Regions from separate parts of the Mus musculus genome. Here region 1 is linked to region 2. Evidence: chromatin contacts called from ENCODE POLR2A ChIA-PET data. All regions are on one chromosome and are shown on one strand. The core of a region is the stretch at or near the end of the contact, and the rest is flanking DNA. Distances in the headings are between cores, read along the strand shown. Region 1 holds the start of Mcmbp (minichromosome maintenance complex binding protein). Region 2 holds the start of Tial1 (Tia1 cytotoxic granule-associated RNA binding protein-like 1).

The links. ChIA-PET counts read pairs that join two places held with the same protein, here RNA polymerase II (POLR2A).
Region 1: POLR2A ChIA-PET joins it to region 2 with 17 read pairs in embryonic stem cell. The contact joins the promoter of Mcmbp here to the promoter of Tial1 in region 2. POLR2A ChIA-PET finds 5 or more read pairs at or near these places in 4 of 5 experiments (Patski and embryonic stem cell).

Annotation. Positions count from the first base shown.
Region 1 is chr7:128,738,873-128,742,441 of GRCm38, forward strand. It overlaps Mcmbp (minichromosome maintenance complex binding protein), which reads right to left and starts at 1,557. Exons shown (of 16, transcript NM_145955.3): 1 at 1,261-1,557. The coding sequence starts at 1,318.
Region 2 is chr7:128,459,802-128,463,096 of GRCm38, forward strand. Tial1 (Tia1 cytotoxic granule-associated RNA binding protein-like 1) reads right to left here and starts at 1,872. Exons shown (of 12, transcript NM_001347640.1): 1 at 1,324-1,872. The coding sequence starts at 1,355. It overlaps Gm32816 (a long non-coding RNA gene), which reads left to right and starts at 1,919. Exons shown (of 4, transcript XR_378509.4): 1 at 1,919-2,451.

The DNA of each region.
Region 1 (3,569 bases), core at 307-2,806, 280 kb after region 2:
CCCCTAAAAATTTATCTACACATTTGCACTTTCACCCAGTACAGAACTGAACCCTGGCTTGACATTTGGGAATCATTGTTAGTCTCGACATGCCAGTTGTTGGGTCCAATATTTTGAACTTCAATTACTAGCACTTAGCGAAGGGCTCTGCCTTCCAAATGACAGAATCACAGGTAGCAGCTTACACACACCCTTTGATAACCACCCTAGATGGCTAGGTTTGAATCTGCCTCTTTCCACCTGCACTGTACTCAGACCATTCATCAGGCCAGGCACACATTCTACTACTGAGCTATAATACCCCAAGCCCGTGGTTTACTCTTTCGCGGGCTTGCACACCCCTGCCCCTGTTGAAGACACTGTGTGTTCACTGGCTATATAATCGTCATGTCTACCCAGCCCTTCTATCTGCCGGCTTTAGTTTCACCCTGGGAAACTACCTGATTAGTTAGAATTCTAGGTAAAATGAATCCGATCCGGTGGGAGCGTTACTACAGAAAACACATTCCACGGAGACCGGTGGCACAGGCCAGTCATTAAACGCACCGAAATCTGGGATGCGCGTGGGAATCGGAGGTCTGGTTAACCAAAAAAAGCAACGATGACAATTACACCTAGAATTTACTCAGCTTGCCTACAGCACTCTCGGCTCCCGTTCTGTGGCAACTCATCTAAGTAGTTGAGTATTTCTAGCTAGCCCTGGTACGGGAACAGGTAACAGAGCAGACGGGTTCTAATGTCAACAGGGCAGGAAGAATAATTTAAAAAAAAAAAAAAAAAAAAAAGAAGAAGCATTCTCCCGGATGTCAAGGGAAACAGAGAGAACTTCTGAGCGAAGGCTCGAGCACTCCCTTACACACCCCGGAAGTTTTGAAATATCCCGCAGGCTCCCACAGGCAGTGGCTTCTCTCCGCGGCCGCTCTAAGGGCCCTCCGTGGGCAAGGGGACCTCTCCGTGTCTGCAGCACCCGGGCTACGTAGGCCACCGGCCCGGAGCCAGGCCGTCAATCACAGCTAGCGCTCGGAGCCGCGGCCCCGCCGCCAGCGAGCCGCGGCCGGGCAGCGGGCAGGTGACGGGAGGCGGCGGCGGCGCCAGCGCCGGCGGCCGGAGACGGCTGCTTCTGCTCGGCTTCCAGGCCCGGGGCCACGCGAGCCCTCGGCAGTGATTCCCCCGGCCCGTCGTCCGGAGTGCGGCCGCGCGGCGGGCCTGGTCCCGCAAACTCCGCTCCCCTCCCGGCCCTGCTCGCCACGCGCCACTCACCGAAGAAGCCTTGCACGATCCCGAGCGGGTGGCTCAGCCAATCTTCTCCACAGGGCATGGCGCTGAGGGCCGGGGCCAGCGCGGCCCGTGCGGCGGGCGCTCCTCTGCGGGCCGAGCGCGCTCGGAGCCCGGCTTCTCGGGGGCTCGGCCGCTCCTCGTCCGCGCCCTCCCACGCGCGGGGGCGTCGCGAGCCACGGGCCTCCGCGCGTCTCAAGGAGAGGTGGCTGCGGTGACGGGCACGAGCGCCTCGGAGCTGCTGGCCAGCGGCCGGAGGGGTGGGGGGGAGACCGTCCTAGCCTCCACTTCTCACAATGGCGGGAAATCGCGGCCACCGACCGCGCTGCCAGCGACCTGGGTGGAGCTCGAGGAGGAGGGGCGGCGGGAGCGTGCTGCGCACTCCCGGAGGGGAGGGAGTGGGCGGGGCGGACGGCCATTTTGGAGACGGAGACAGGTCGGGCAATCCCGGGGCCGCCATCTTGGAGATGGGCAGAGGAGCGCGTCTGTGCTTGGTATAGTGGTCCCTGTGTGCGCGCCTGGTGGCAAACTCCATCAGGGTGCTTCATTGGCTCAAAGTTTGAGTCCTTGCACCTGGACCAAAAAGACGCACGTTCTGCCAACTTCAAGAGTCATCTCTAAGCAAAATTAAAGGTTGAAATTCTATTTGGTGTCTGATCATCTGATCCCCTTGTGCCTCTTGTTTCTGGTGGTAGAACTCTTCTAAGGTGCCCTGCCCAAAGTCCTGTATAAGATTTGCCCCCAGCTCAGTGAGTTCTTCCTGAACGATTTAATCAAGGAGGTTGTGTAGCCTTTGTGGGCATCTCAATATGGCCAAGGAACTGGCAAGTGCTCAGAACTCTCTCCTAGCCCAGCCTTTAGCTTCTAACCTCAAAACACCCAAATGATCTCTGCTTCCAACCTGGCAACTAGGGAGCTATGACAAGATTCCTATACAGCATACAGATCAGAACACTCTTACAGGGCAGACCCTGAAGGGCCTAGAGAATTTAGGAACTGTCAAGTTTTCATAGAGAAGACATTTTCCCTAGAAATGGGATATACCTCAGAAAACCCTGATTTCATCATCTATACCTACTCGGCTGTAAAAAGGTAGTGGTGATCTGAATGTAATCTAGAAAGTATATAGCTGAAGAATAAGAACTTCTTGGTGGCAGAACACTTGCCTGTCATGCAAGCCCTAGCAAGGGATCAAACAGAGAGAGATGGCGACAGATGAACAGAGACAGCTATGACCAAACCCAGAAACCTCTGTAGTTCAGAAGGAAAAGGGAACCAAACCTGCCCTTCTGCCTTTGTTGGTCCCCTGGAGGGAACGTATCCTTAAATCATAGCACTTGGGATATAGTCAAGGAAGGTCAGGAGTTCATAGCCAGCCTTGGCTACACACTGAATTTGAGGCCAGCCTGAGCTACCTATATATGACCCCGTCTCAAAAACAAATAGATAAAAATTAAGAGCTCCACAGTGGTGGCCCATGCCTTTAATCCTATCACTCAGGAGGCAGAAGCAGGAAGATCTCTGAGTTTGATGCCAGTCTGGTCTACACAGCGTGTTCTAGGACAGCCAGGGATACACAGGTTTTCAAGAAACCCTGTCTTGAAAGAAAAATTAAGTTTGTGATCACCCACAAAGAACAATAACTTTGTAGAGAAATGACAGAAGAAAGTAGTTCTTAGTTCCCAAAGGCAACAAGCTGCAGGAAGTCAAAATAGGAGAGATTCATGGTAGACACAGTATATAAGATCTTTCTGCTTCTGGGTTGATAAGGATCGAAAGCTCAGCCAGGCGGTGGTGGCACACAACTTTAATTCCAGCACTTGGGAGGCAGAGGTAGGCAGATTTCTGAGTTCGAGGCCAGCCTGGTCTACAGAGTGAGTTCCAGGACAGCCAGGGATACACAGAGAAACCCTGTCTCAAAAACAAACAAACAAACAAACAAACAACAACAACAAAAACAAAAACAAAAAAACAAACCAACCAACCACCAAACAAAAGGATCGAAAGCTCTTCCAGGTAACTAGCTTCTGTGTTTTCTGGTAGAAAGGGGTGGGAGGATGCCTTGAAACCCTCCTGCCTTTGTACAGACAATGGGAGGGCAAGCGGTTTTCTTATACATGGTTCTGCTCAGTTGCTTTCAGTTCAAGATAATCTTTATGCCAAAGTGGCATGATTTGGAGTGACTCGGGATGAAAGAGGGAACTAGGACTTGGCATTTCAATATGACTTTGTGTCTGACTTTTGTGAGTTGAGAAAACTAACGTGGCTAAGACACTGTAGTTGTCTGAATGAGA
Region 2 (3,295 bases), core at 622-3,121:
TATAAACAATGCTCAAAAAATATCTGTTATCAACACTGAATATACATATGGACCTTCTTTACTGAACATATTTTCTGTGCTACGCATGAAGCTCTGAGAAGCTAGCTAGTCAGAGGTCCTGAATGTCTATCCACCGTCGTCGATTCCCTAAAAAGTACTTTCCCCATCAGCTAACCCAGCCAAGTGGACTCTGACCATCATACCAATCAATACTAGGCAGTGGGAGGCAAGAGAGACAAAGCAGTAGGCTGACTCTATGTATTTACTCCAGGCAGGAGTAGTAGGCCTGGAGAGGCTGGGAAAACCCAAGGTGCTCACTTTAAACAATGAATTGGAAATTACTCAGACTAAGGAAAAAAAAAAAAGAGTGCCACACTATTTGGAAAGGAATACAGACGCTGAGTCATCACTCTGCATGGGAGGGGGGGCCGGCGGAGGGGGGTAGGAAACGCCAATTAAGCGGTTGGAAGATGCGATTCATTCATTAGATTGGGCTTCAGGTGAAACCCGACAGCTATACCGCGAAAAATAGCACTCAAAAGACAGGTAACAAATAGCGGGAGCAGTCATCCTTTTATCCAACTCCGATGGTCCGGACGCACAAACGGATTAGGAAGCGGCATCACTAACTGAGCGAAAGGAGTTTAACTGGTTGTCAGGTTGGCGCAGTAAGCGCTCAAAGTAAACTTCGTTATCCAAGGGACAGAGGTGGTGCACGGTGGCGAAAAGCAATCACTTTGGCACTTCAAAAGCAGCAGGCGCTAGGCGGGTGTTTCTGACAGCGTGGGGCACGTGGGGCAGAAAGAGACAAGGGGCTCCTCTGGTTAAAGAGTGGTAGACTGGGGAGAAGGACTCGGAGCGACTGAGGCTGAGGACGTGGACTGCTGAGGACGTGGACTGAGGCTAAACGTTCAAGCCAAAGGATGCAGTAGTGGTCCCACCCCCGCCAAGCCCTGCCCCCGTAGGGACCCACAGCTCCTGGCTCAGCCCGGAGCCCCCAAAGCACAGGGGGAACAGTAGCTCTCCCGCGCCTGACAGCCTCAGCCGTGCACAAGCCCAGCCAAGCAAGAGTGTGCAAAAGAAGGGGTCGGGAGGAAAAAGTCGAGACAAGCCCTAGACCCTAGGAAGTGACTGTGTTTGGGGGGGAAGGGAGGGCTTCCTTCTCTGGGAAGGGGGACAGATGAGGAATGCACTTCACAGCCGCGCCACCGCGACGCCCGGCTCTCCGCTTCTAGTCCCGGGCTCCTGCTCTCCCTTCCTCCCTCCGCTTCCCGCAGTGCCCGGGCCACTCGGTGCCTGGCACCCCGGGTCTCGGGTACTCACAGAGTCCGGGGCTGTCCGTCGTCTTCCATCATGGTGGGTGCGACGGAGTGATCCCGGGACAAGGGGGAGGGCAGGGCTGGGGAGGGGAGGGGGCGGGAAGGAAGGGGAGGGGGGCTCCGGGCGCCGGCTGGGGACAGAGGAAAAGGTACTGAACCCCGCTCTCGGGTCCGCTCCCCCCAGCCCGCTCCGGACACTGCGCTCCAACCAGGAGGAGCAGGAGGAGGAGGAGGATGAACAAAATGGCCGCCACCACCAGCCAGGCAGGAAACGCGGCAGGGCGCAGGCGCGGCCCGCCAGGTCACTGCTCAGGCCAGCTGCGACGGCCTGTCCGGCAAAAGTAGCTAAAGAGACAGAAAGCCCGGCCAAAGAGTACACCCTGCGACTGGACACGACGGAGCACGTTGTCGCTGTGGGCCTGCTGGCCAGTCAAGACCTATCCGGGTCCAAGAGAGACCCAACACAGAGAGAAAAGCCGCGAAACCAAGTCTCCGGGAATTGCGGTCCCGGGAAAGTGGGGGAAGCCCTTCTCCAGTGGCCTTCTGGGAACTGTAGTTCAAGGCAGACCCTGCGCCTGCCGGAGCGCGAAGGAGAGATTTCTGGGTAGTGTAGTCGTACGTGAGGACGTGCCGCGACTAAGTAGTCGGCGTGCCGGGATAGAGCGAGGAATAAAAGGCGGGCGGCCGAAATAGAGAGGAGCTGTCCGGGAAGTAAACTACAAATCCCAGAGTGCCTCGCGCCGGGGCCCGCCCCAGGATCGCTCTTAGCATCTTAAGGCTCTTCTGTTGGTCCAGTGTGAGCTTCTGCTCCGCCTCCGTCCAGCCCCAGAGCGGTTTCTTCAACTGCAGATCAGGCGGTGTGCTGGCTCCGCGTGGTTCTCCCGTCAGCCGGCCTTGCCCGCCTCTACTCTCAGAACTGCTGGTCCGTGTTCAACAACCGACGCCTCACGCGACGGGCAAAAGAGTGGCAACTCTGAACCCGGAGAGATGTAGCGGACATCGGGCAACACCAGATCCAGCCTTGTCTTTGAGCACGTGTTCTAACCAGATAGGCCTTTCTAGACTATACCGCTTGTAACTTGCTTTACAAGTTCCACAAGGATCGCTACCCATTATCTCATCGGATTAGTGGGTAAGGCTGCAAAAGAGCAGCCCCTCATTCAAATGGCTTGTACCGCTCTTTCAAATCCCTACTTAAAACTTAAATATTCGCGTGGTGGCGCACAGTGCTACTGAACAGGAGGATAATGGATTTAAGGCCAGCCTAGAAATAGATACCAAGACCTTATCAAAAACTAATAATCAGTGAAAACAGCAAAGAGGCTCAACGACCAGGTCTCATGCCAAAACAGTCTGGAGTTCGGTATTGGAGGACACGGGCTGCTAGTATTGAGATGCTAAAGCAAGAGAGGAGATAGAATCATGACAATCTACTGGATGTACACCACATTTGTGGCTGAGGCCCCTAGGGGTCAGACGAAGGGATGGCATTCCCTGCCTGAGACTGGAGTTAACAGTGGTTGTGAGCTGCATATGAGTGCTGAGAACCAAACTGGAAGCCACTGTAAGTGTGCTCTTAACCAGCTCTCCCGTGCCCCCAGCTGCACACTGTCTCATTGAAGGAGAGAAAAGGTCTGGTGGCCAACAGAGAGCTTTGGGGTAGCTTATAGATCTGCTTAGCTGCATACTGAAACCCTACCTGAATTTACAGGTACAGTGGGAGATTGGAGGCTGCTTCTCCATGAGCCTAGGAAGGAGAGAGTAAGTCTGAACGAGAAACGGATTATATCCCAAAGTGAAAAAGGAAAGAGCAACTGGGCGTGGTGGCGCACGCCTTTGATCCCAGCACTTGGGAGGCAGAGGCAGGCGAATTTCTGAGTTCGAGGCCAGCGTGGTCTACAGAATGAGTTCCAGGACAGCCAAGGCTATACACAGCAAATCCTATCTCGAAAAAGCCAAAAAAAAAAAAAATTAAT